2 separate regions of the Homo sapiens genome follow, and region 2 is linked to region 1. Evidence: read pairs that join two places in POLR2A ChIA-PET (ENCODE). Cell type or tissue: PC-9. All regions are shown on one strand. Each heading gives the region's core, and the rest is flanking DNA. Links, peaks and the distances in the headings are about the cores only.

The links. ChIA-PET counts read pairs that join two places held together with the same protein. Peaks named below come from ENCODE experiments on the same cell type or tissue, not always from the same donor. Only the 100,000 strongest peaks of a DNase experiment are listed, where the experiment ranks them.
Region 2: POLR2A ChIA-PET joins it to region 1 with 13 read pairs; 4 of 35 experiments call an interaction of 5 or more read pairs at or near these places.

Annotation. Positions count from the first base shown.
Region 1 is chr20:31,543,852-31,548,235 of GRCh38, forward strand. HM13 (histocompatibility minor 13) reads left to right here. Exons shown (of 13, transcript NM_178581.3): 4 at 1,096-1,184. It overlaps MCTS2 (MCTS family member 2), which reads left to right and starts at 3,528. Exons shown (of 1, transcript NM_001397496.1): 1 at 3,528-4,230. The coding sequence starts at 3,653. The coding sequence ends at 4,198. RefSeq lists an enhancer at 3,283-4,384. In PC-9, for the core only: no CTCF peak of the experiment used is centred there; DNase peaks (open chromatin) are centred at 590, 1,870 and 3,460; H3K4me3 peaks cover 1,759 bases; H3K27ac peaks cover 4,000 bases.
Region 2 is chr20:31,484,338-31,488,721 of GRCh38, forward strand. REM1 (RRAD and GEM like GTPase 1) reads left to right here. Exons shown (of 5, transcript NM_014012.6): 5 at 1-558. The coding sequence ends at 93. LINC00028 (long intergenic non-protein coding RNA 28) reads left to right here and starts at 1,441. Exons shown (of 4, transcript NR_024358.1): 1 at 1,441-1,686; 2 at 2,695-2,858; 3 at 2,945-3,022; 4 at 3,139-3,237. In PC-9, for the core only: no CTCF peak of the experiment used is centred there; no DNase peak of the experiment used is centred there.

The DNA.
Region 1 (4,384 bases), core at 152-4,151:
TGAACCCAGGAGGCGGAGCTTGCCGTGAGCCGAGATCGCGCCACTGCATTCCAGCCTGGGCGACAGAGTGAGACTCCATCTCAAAAAAAAAAAGAGTTCCCTTTTCCCTCCCTTTATCACTGTGACCTGGGTACCTCCTGGCCTGCCTCATCCCTGCTAAAGACTCCATGCCAGGCAAAGCATTCATCCTGCCTTCTTTCATATCTTCATAGCAATGCTCTGAGACAGATGGTATTGTTAGCCCTGTATACAGATGAGAAGATTGAGGTCCAGGGAGACAGAGCCACTGAAATGGCTCTCCCACAGCCACATGGCAGAGCAGGCCTCAGTGCTGGGCCACCCAGGCATGTAGCCACTCCACAGTACTGCCACCAGGCTGGGTCAAGAGGCCTTGGTTTGCTAATCTTGCTCTGAAAAAAGTCCAGAAAAGGTCTCTGCTTCCTTCCTGGCTGGGAGGTGGGGCATGCTGGGTAATCAGAGAGAATGCTTCTAGAGACGAGGCCAAGCTGGTCTTAAACAACTGAGGCCTTGTGGAAGGAGTGAATGTGATGGTGATCCTGCCCAGGGGCTATGATTCATCTGGCTGATTGATTCCAGCTGAGTCTGTAAAAATCTCAGTCCTGCTGTTGGAAAGCAGAATGTCAAGTCATGGAGTGGGGTGGGGGTGACTGTCAGGTCATCTAACTTGATAGGTTTGGAAGGGAGTCCACAAATATGCTTCTTGACAAGGGACTCATATAGGTGGCATGTGGGCCAGACTTTGGGATCCTCTGCTCTCCCAAAAATGGTATTTTGCCTTCAGTCTATCTGCTTCTGCTTTGCATTTCTTTGATGTTAACAAAAAGGCAGTAGAGAAATCACTATGAGTGCAAAAACCTAGGTTTGAGTCTTAGCTGAGATATAGGACCCCTGTGTGACTCTGGGCAAATCACTTACCTTTTGAGGGCCTCTGTTTTCACATCTGTAGAGTGGGAACAGTAACACCTACCTATCAGGACAGCTGTAAGGGTGCCAGCTGTAAATGGGGCAGGGGTGTGTTAAGGCTGACTGCCCATGGGGGCTCTGTTTGCCGACTTGCTTTGTCTTTCCTTCCAGCCCCTTCATGAATAAGTTTTTTCCAGCCAGCTTTCCAAATCGACAGTACCAGCTGCTCTTCACACAGGGTTCTGGGGAAAACAAGGAAGGTCAGTGCTAACCACTTTCCCCTGTAGTGTGCCTTGGGTGTCTTCCTCCACCATTCCCTTTGTCTCTCCAATATTGGGGTTCTCCAATAGAGCAACTGATGAAGTGGGCTCTGGAATTCCATGGCCTGGATTCACATTCCAACTCTGCTATTGTCTAGACATGGGACCCTGGGTGAACGCCTTACCTCTCTGAGCATTGGGTGTTTTTGTTTTTGTTTTTTTTCCCATCTGTAAAATGAAAGTGTTAATCTAGTACCTCCTTCACAGTCATGTTGTTAAGATGGCGAGTCAATAAGTGGAAAGCATTCAGCATGGTGCCTGGCTCATAGTAAGCACTCAAAGTCGGCCTTCATGATTATTTTATTCGTATATATTTTTAGTGTGATCACTGCCTCACCTAAGGTTTGAAAAGGGGGTTCCACAGCTCTTTTTTCAAAAATAAAAACTGGCCAGAAACAGTGTCTCATGCCTGTAATCACAGCAATTTGGGAGGCCAAGACAGGATGATCACTTGAGGCCAGGAATTTGAGACCAGCCTAGGCAACATAGTGAGACCTCATCTCTACAAAAAAATTGTAAAAAAATGCAAACTATGGGGAAGTGTGGAGATCCTGGGATTTGTAGGTTAGTTAGGGTATGGATTCAAATGCTGTAACAAGATTATCAATGCTTGACCAAACAGCAGGTATTTCTTTGTTTTTTGTTTTTTGAGACAGAGTCTTGTTCTGTCACCCAGGGTGGAGTGCAGTGGTGCGATCTCAGCTCACTGAAACCTCAGCCAACTGAGTAATTGAGATTACAGGCGTGTGCTACCACACCCAGCTAATTTTTTTGTATTTTTAGTAGAGATGGAGTTTTGCCATGCTAGCCAGGCTGGTCTCAAACTCCTGACCTCAAGTGATCTGCCCACCTCAGCCTCCCAAAGCGCTAGAATTACAGGCGTGAGTGAGCCACCACGCCCAGCAGGTATTTCTCTTGTATACAATACTGAGCATGTGAAATCTAGCACTTTTTTTTTTTTTTTTTTTTTTCGAGACAGGGTCTCGCTCTGTCGCCCAGGCTGGAGTGCAGCGGCACAATCTTGGCTCACTGCAAGCTCCACCCCCTGGGTTCACGCCATTCTCCTGCCTCAGCCTCCCGAGTAGCTGGGACTACAGGCGCCCGCCACTACGCCCGGCTAATTTTTTTGTATTTTTAGTAGAGACGGGGTTTCACCGTGTTAGGATGGTCTCCATCCCCTGACCTCTTGATTCGCCTCCCAAAGTGCTAGGATTACAGGCGTGAGCCACCGCGCCCGGCCGTAGCACTCTCTCTTACTGGTGCCTAGCACATGCTGCCTTGTCCCTAATCGGCAGCAATTTTATGTGATTGCTTTGTGCATCTCTAAGGAACCTCTGTTAAACAATTGTTGATTTTTTTTTTTTAAAGACTGAGCTTGGGCCAGGTGAGATGGCTCACGCCTCCCAGCACTTTGGGAGGCTGAGGCAGGCGGATGACTTGAGATCAGGAGTTCCAGACCAGCCTGGCCATCACGGCGAAACCCCGTCTCTACTAAAAACACAAAAAAAATTAGCCAGGCATGGTGGCGTGTACCTGTAATCCTAGCTACTCGGGAGGCTGAGGCAGGAGAATCGCTTTAACCTGGGAAGGCGGAGGTTGCAGTGAGCCGAAATCGCGCCACTGCACTCCAGCCAGGGCGACAGAGTGAGACCCTGTCTCAAAAAAAAAAAAAAAAGACTAAGCTTGGCCAGGCGCGGTGGCTCATGCCTGTAATCCCAACACTTTGGGAGGCTGATGCAGGAGGGTCACTTGAGCCCTGGAGTTCGAGGCTGCAGTAAGCCACGGTCAGTGCACTCCAGCCTGGGCGACAGAGCAAGACCCCGTCTAAAAAAATAAATAAATAAAACAGTAAAAAGGCTAGGCTTATACCACAGTCTTCAAGGTCCCAGGCCCTCTCTATCTCATGCTCCGCCATATACAGCACTGGCCCTCGGGTCAGGATAGTGTCATCACTCCACTGTCCAGCCAGAAGGAAGGAGAGGCATCCATATTCCCTGTCCATTTAGCTATAAGAGAAGCTGGAAAATGGCCGTGAGTCGGTCTCGTGTCCAGTTAGAACTAACTCATCAGGGTGCGCATCTGCAGTCTTCTGTTCCGGCAAGGAGAAAGCATTCGTATCATTTCTAGCTTGTCAAGCCCTACTGTTTCAGCGATCCTCATTGGAGAGGAATCAGCAGTCGAAGGAACAGCGGGCCAAGCGCAGTCGTGACGTGGCGTTCAGAGAGCGGAAGTTGTCAGATTTCACCGGGCCGTAAAGCGCGCTGGCTGTGTCATCTTCCGGTTAGCGACAACGGCTCTGACCGTCTGGCAGGCCGCGTGGCGCCCGCGCCGGCCTTCCTGCAGGGGACTCCACCGGAGCCTTGCCAATTCCGTTTGTTTCCCTGTTGTCGCCCGCTTCACCCTGGATCATGTTCAAGAAGTTTGATGAAAAGGAAAGTGTGTCCAACTGCATCCAGTTGAAAACGTCAGTTATTAAGGGCATTAAGAGCCAACTGGTAGAGCAATTTCCAGGTATTGAACCATGGCTTAATCAAATCATGCCTAAGAAAGATCCTGTCAAAATAGTCCGATGCCACGAACATACAGAAATCCTTACCGTAAGTGGGGAATTATTGTTTTTTAGACAAAGAAAGGGGCCTTTTTGTCCAACTCTAAGGTTGCTTCACAAATACCCTTTTATCCTGCCACACCAGCAGGTTGATAAAGGAGCTATCAAATTTGTACTCAGTGGCGCAAATATTATGTGTCCAGGTTTAACTTCTCCTGGAGCTAAGCTGTACCCTGCTGCAGTAGATACGATTGTAGCAGTCACAGCGGAAGGAAAACAGCATGCTCTGTGTGTTGGGGTCATGAAGATGTCTGCAGAAGATATTGAGAAAGTCAACAAAGGAATTGGCATTGAAAATATCCATTATTTAAATGATGGGCTGTGGCACATGAAGACATATAAATGAGCCTCAGAAGGAATGCATTTGGGGGGCTAAATGTGGATATTGATTGTGTCGTATGTGTGTTTGTGTCTGTGTGTGACAGCGTGAATACAATGCCTCTGTGGTTATGCTAAATAAGTTTAACAGATACTTTATAGAAAACAAATCAGGGTGCTCTTACCACAGATGAAAAAACAAATTAGGGGACAA
Region 2 (4,384 bases), core at 187-4,186, 59 kb before region 1:
CGTCGCTTCCTGGCACGCCTGACAGCCCGCAGCGCACGCCGCCGGGCACTCAAGGCCCGCTCCAAGTCCTGCCACAATCTGGCCGTGCTCTGAAGCCCCCCGCCCTTCTGAGAGTTGGCGGGTCACTGAGGTGCATTCTGGGCTCCAGGGACGCCACTGCGGGGCAAAGGCGCCGTTACCTGGAGTCTGCATCATGGGTCTTGCTTGCCTGCTGCCCTGATGGCCTGAGCATCCCCCAGATCCAAGCCTGGGGGATCCCGGGAAAGCGATGGACAGACAGACGATGGGGCCGAAGCCCCAAGCTGGGCACAAAGTAGTTTTTTACGTGGTGGGTGTCTTTTTGTAAAAAAATCTTCCTTGTCCCTGGGCTCTGGCCAACCCTCAGAAACCCTCACAATAAACCAGACCAGAAGGATGTCCCATCTGAATGCCCAGACCTCTCCATCTCGGCTCTTCCAGGCGTCTCCACCTACTGCCCTCCCATCTACACTTGACTGTAGACTGGTCTGGCCTGCTGGCCTGGGCGTCAGGGCGCATCAATAAAGTACTTGGACCAGTTTTGTGCTCAGGCCCTTCTCTCAACAGTGGATCACAACCACAGTTCCGTGACCAGCTACTTTCTCATTAACCCATGTTTTACGTTCTAGATTCACATGTCTGGAAGGACCTCAGTACTCATCCTGGCAATAGAATTGCTGGCGTTTGTTGGGAGCTGTGTACTAAGCTGTCACAACAATTATTCCTCCCAACACCTGGGAGAAGGGTTTCCGATTAACCCCATTTTGCTCGTTAGTAAACTGAGGCAGAGGACACCGAAGGCTCACCCAAGATCATACAGCTGCTATACGCGAAGTTGCCGGGATTCCAGCCCAGGCTTGTCAGACTCTAGTGACCAACATATCCATTGTCCACTTTAAACATGATACAAAACCCTATAGAATCTTGGCAAAACGAATTTAAAAACATAATTTCGCATCCAATTTAAAGGAGGTTGGGGCAGGAGCTCTATGAAACTCAATGCATTAATCCCCGGGATGGACCCCAGTTTAATCCAACTCACTCATTTCCCGAAGGCAGAAACAAGCCTAGAGAGGGGAGGTGAGCATGCCAGAGTCACCCAGCCAGGGAGGATTACACCCCAGGGCCCAGCCTCCTCCTGGGTCTCCCTTTGGCTGTGCGGGAGGAAGGAGGTGGTGAGGCGTCCAGCCTGGCTGGGGTCAGGGCTGGGTGTTGGGGATCAGGTCAGGAGTTTCCAGCCCGAAGGGAAGGGGTGTCACTGCTTTGAGAAGAAAACAAGACGCAAACCGTTTGGACCATCGTGTCCCTGACGCCGGACATCCCTTCCCCCAACTATCCCAGACGCCCCAGCCCCGGGGGACGCGGTGCAGAGAAAGACCGCAGCACCCGCCAGCCAGCCAGCAGCGTCCTCCAGCCGCGAATCCCCGCACCCCAGCCTTCCAACGGGGATGGATGGCACTCACTCCCACACCCCAACCCCAGCCTGGGGAAGGGAAAAGAAGGAAGGTCTTCCCCCACCCCAAGCTGTCTCCGGCCTGCGGTCAGGGGGAGGGGCTCTAGCTGTGGAAAGTTGGCAGAGGCGGCCGGCAGCAGCCGGGAGAGTGGAAAAAATGATATCAAACCCGGAAAAATGCAGGCCGGATGGAGGGCCGGAGTGGGCCCTGGGAGGTGAGAGGGCGGGAGGGAAGTGGGGAGGGGGAAGAGCTGAGAAAAGAAGAGGGGCCAGGGAGACAGTGCAGGAGCTGGCTTTAGAAAACTGAGTACAATCGCCCTCATCCCCTCCTTTCTTCATCTACAAGTATTTATTGAGGGCCTACTAAGTGCCGGGCACAGTGCCAGGCTCTGGGGAGATGTGGTGAACAGAAAGAGGGAGCTCACTGCTCGGTAGCTCACAGTAGGGTGGGCTGGGAGACTAGAAAACAAATCAGCAAATAAAAGAATCACAAACTTATAAGGAGCTGAAAATTAGAGTGGTCAGGGAAGGACCTGAAGATAATCCAGTCCAATCCTCCATCCTCAGATAGGAAAACTGAGGGCGAGAGAGAGAGAGACAGAGAGAGAGAGAGAGAGAGAGAGAGAGAGAGAGAGAGAGAGAGAGAGAGAGAGAGAGCTTACCCCAGGCTACTCAGAATGTGGAAGAAATACTTGAGAACGGGATAAGGGAGGAAAGGGGGAGGGAAGAAAGAACTGGTGCAGACCAAGATGGGAAGGTGGGAGGTGTTGAGGGAAGGAGAGTTATGCAGCTAGCACGGCAAGATGGCAGGGTGATTGAGGGCACTGCCCTGAACCAGGGGGTGTGTGTTCAAACCCCGCTCCCCTCCATCTCTCCATGCCTTAGTTTCTCCATCTATAAAACAGGATTCATGACAATTCTTTCCTTTAGGGTCGATGTGAGGATTAAATGATTCAAGTTGTGTAAAATGCTTAAGACACTTTCCGTGTCTAAGAAGATTCAATAAATGTGGGCTCCCGCTAGCATATCTTCTTTTTTTAAAAAAAAAAAAAAAACAGGGTCTCACTCTGTTGCCCAGGCTGGAATGCAGTGGCGCGATCACAGCTCGCTGCAGCCTCCACCTCCCAGGCTCAAGCCATCCTCCCACCTCAGCACCCCAAGTAGCTGGGACTACAGGCACATGCCATTATGCCCAGCTAATTTTTTTTTTTTTTAATTTTTAGAGGAGACAAAGTTTTGCTGTGTTGCCCATGATGGTCTCAAACTCCTGAGCTCAAGAGATGCTCCCACCTCAACATCCCAAGGTGCTGAGATTTCAGGCATGAGCCACTGGGTCTCACCCTGCTATCATATCTTAAGGCCTTGCAGAAACCAGGATTTGTTAAAGGTAAGATATTCTGAGACTGTGAAGACCTGCTTATGAGTCTCTGCCTGGCATATGTATTCACATGTTTTTGTCTGTCTGCCCCACAGGAATGAAAGCTCCTTGAGGGAAGGGCCCTCAGTGCTGCTCTGATCCCAGCACCTACAACAGTGCCTGGCTCATAATAGGTGCTCAGTAAATATTTGTTGAATGAATTAATTCATTATCCATTAATAGATATCCATTAATTCATTATCCATTACCTGTAAAGTGGCCCTTCCAATCCTGTCCTCTCTGATTCTAGGTGTCTGTGAATAAGGAATGGAAAGCATGTGAGAAAACCACACTCTTCCTCAGCCTATTATAGTTTAAAAAGTACTTTCTCATCCATAAAAACAAAACCAAAAAAAAAAATAGCTAACTTTGTTTTAACTGTTTCTCTGTGTTAATGTTGGGCCCCATGCTACATGCTGGGTACACATTTTCTCATGTCCTCACCACCACAACCCTCTACTTAATAGGTACTGTTTAATAGATGAGGACACAGAGGCTAAGAAAACCCAAGAATCTCTCCAAGGCTACACAGCAAGAAAGGGCCAGATCAATGGTGGAGAGGCAGGCAGGACCTGCCATCTTAGTTGTACAATTAGGGAAACTGAGACTCAGAGAGAGGAGACGAGTTGTCCAACCCCAAAGTTATGTAATAAACAGCAAGCAGTTAGATCACTCTTACTATGTACCAGGTGCTTCAGGTGCTGTCCTAAGTGTTTTTCATACATTAATCATTAAATCCTGAAAAACCGATCCTATTATCACCACCCCAGTTTTCAGATGGAGAAACTTGTAGCACAGAGAAGTGCAGTACCCCACCAAGATTGCACAGTTAGCAAGTAGCAGAACCAGAATTCAAACCAGGGAGATCTAGCTCACAGCATTAAGAGGTGGGGTGTGTTACACCATTTGTTTGTACAGCAAGCCTGGAACAGGCTGGTATAAAAAGGAAGGTGTCTTTGTCTCCAGCCCTGCTGCCTGAGGTAGGGGCAAGATAGAGAACAAAAGCGCATTGACAGCATCCTCAGCTGCCAGCTGGGACTTTCCACCTTGAAGGGAGGATACTGTTATGGAAAAAATGATAAAGCTCTGGGAAGATGGATGTCTCCCCAGGGGCCCCCAAGCCTCCTCAGAGTCCCTCCTCTTGCTGTGGGGGAGGGCCACAAACTGTGCTGGCCTGGTCCAGATGAGACAAAGGCCACCTGGATCCCAAGACACCCAGCCAGGCTGCTCGAATACTGAGGATCACTGGCCTTGGTGGAAAGTTCCAATTTCTCACCCCAGGCATGAAGCTTCTGCTCAGGGACCCCCGAGAAATCAGGTTCAGGCTGGAGCTCCCTGTCCTTGGAGATGGGAAATACACATCTCATAGGGCCCGCTCTCTCCTTTCTTCATTCAACAAACATGGACAAGGATGTGGGCTCTGAAGGAAGGTAGAGAATGTAGAGAGGATCACAGCTGGTGGGTACAGGAACTTCCAAGTCCCTGCCCTGGCCACG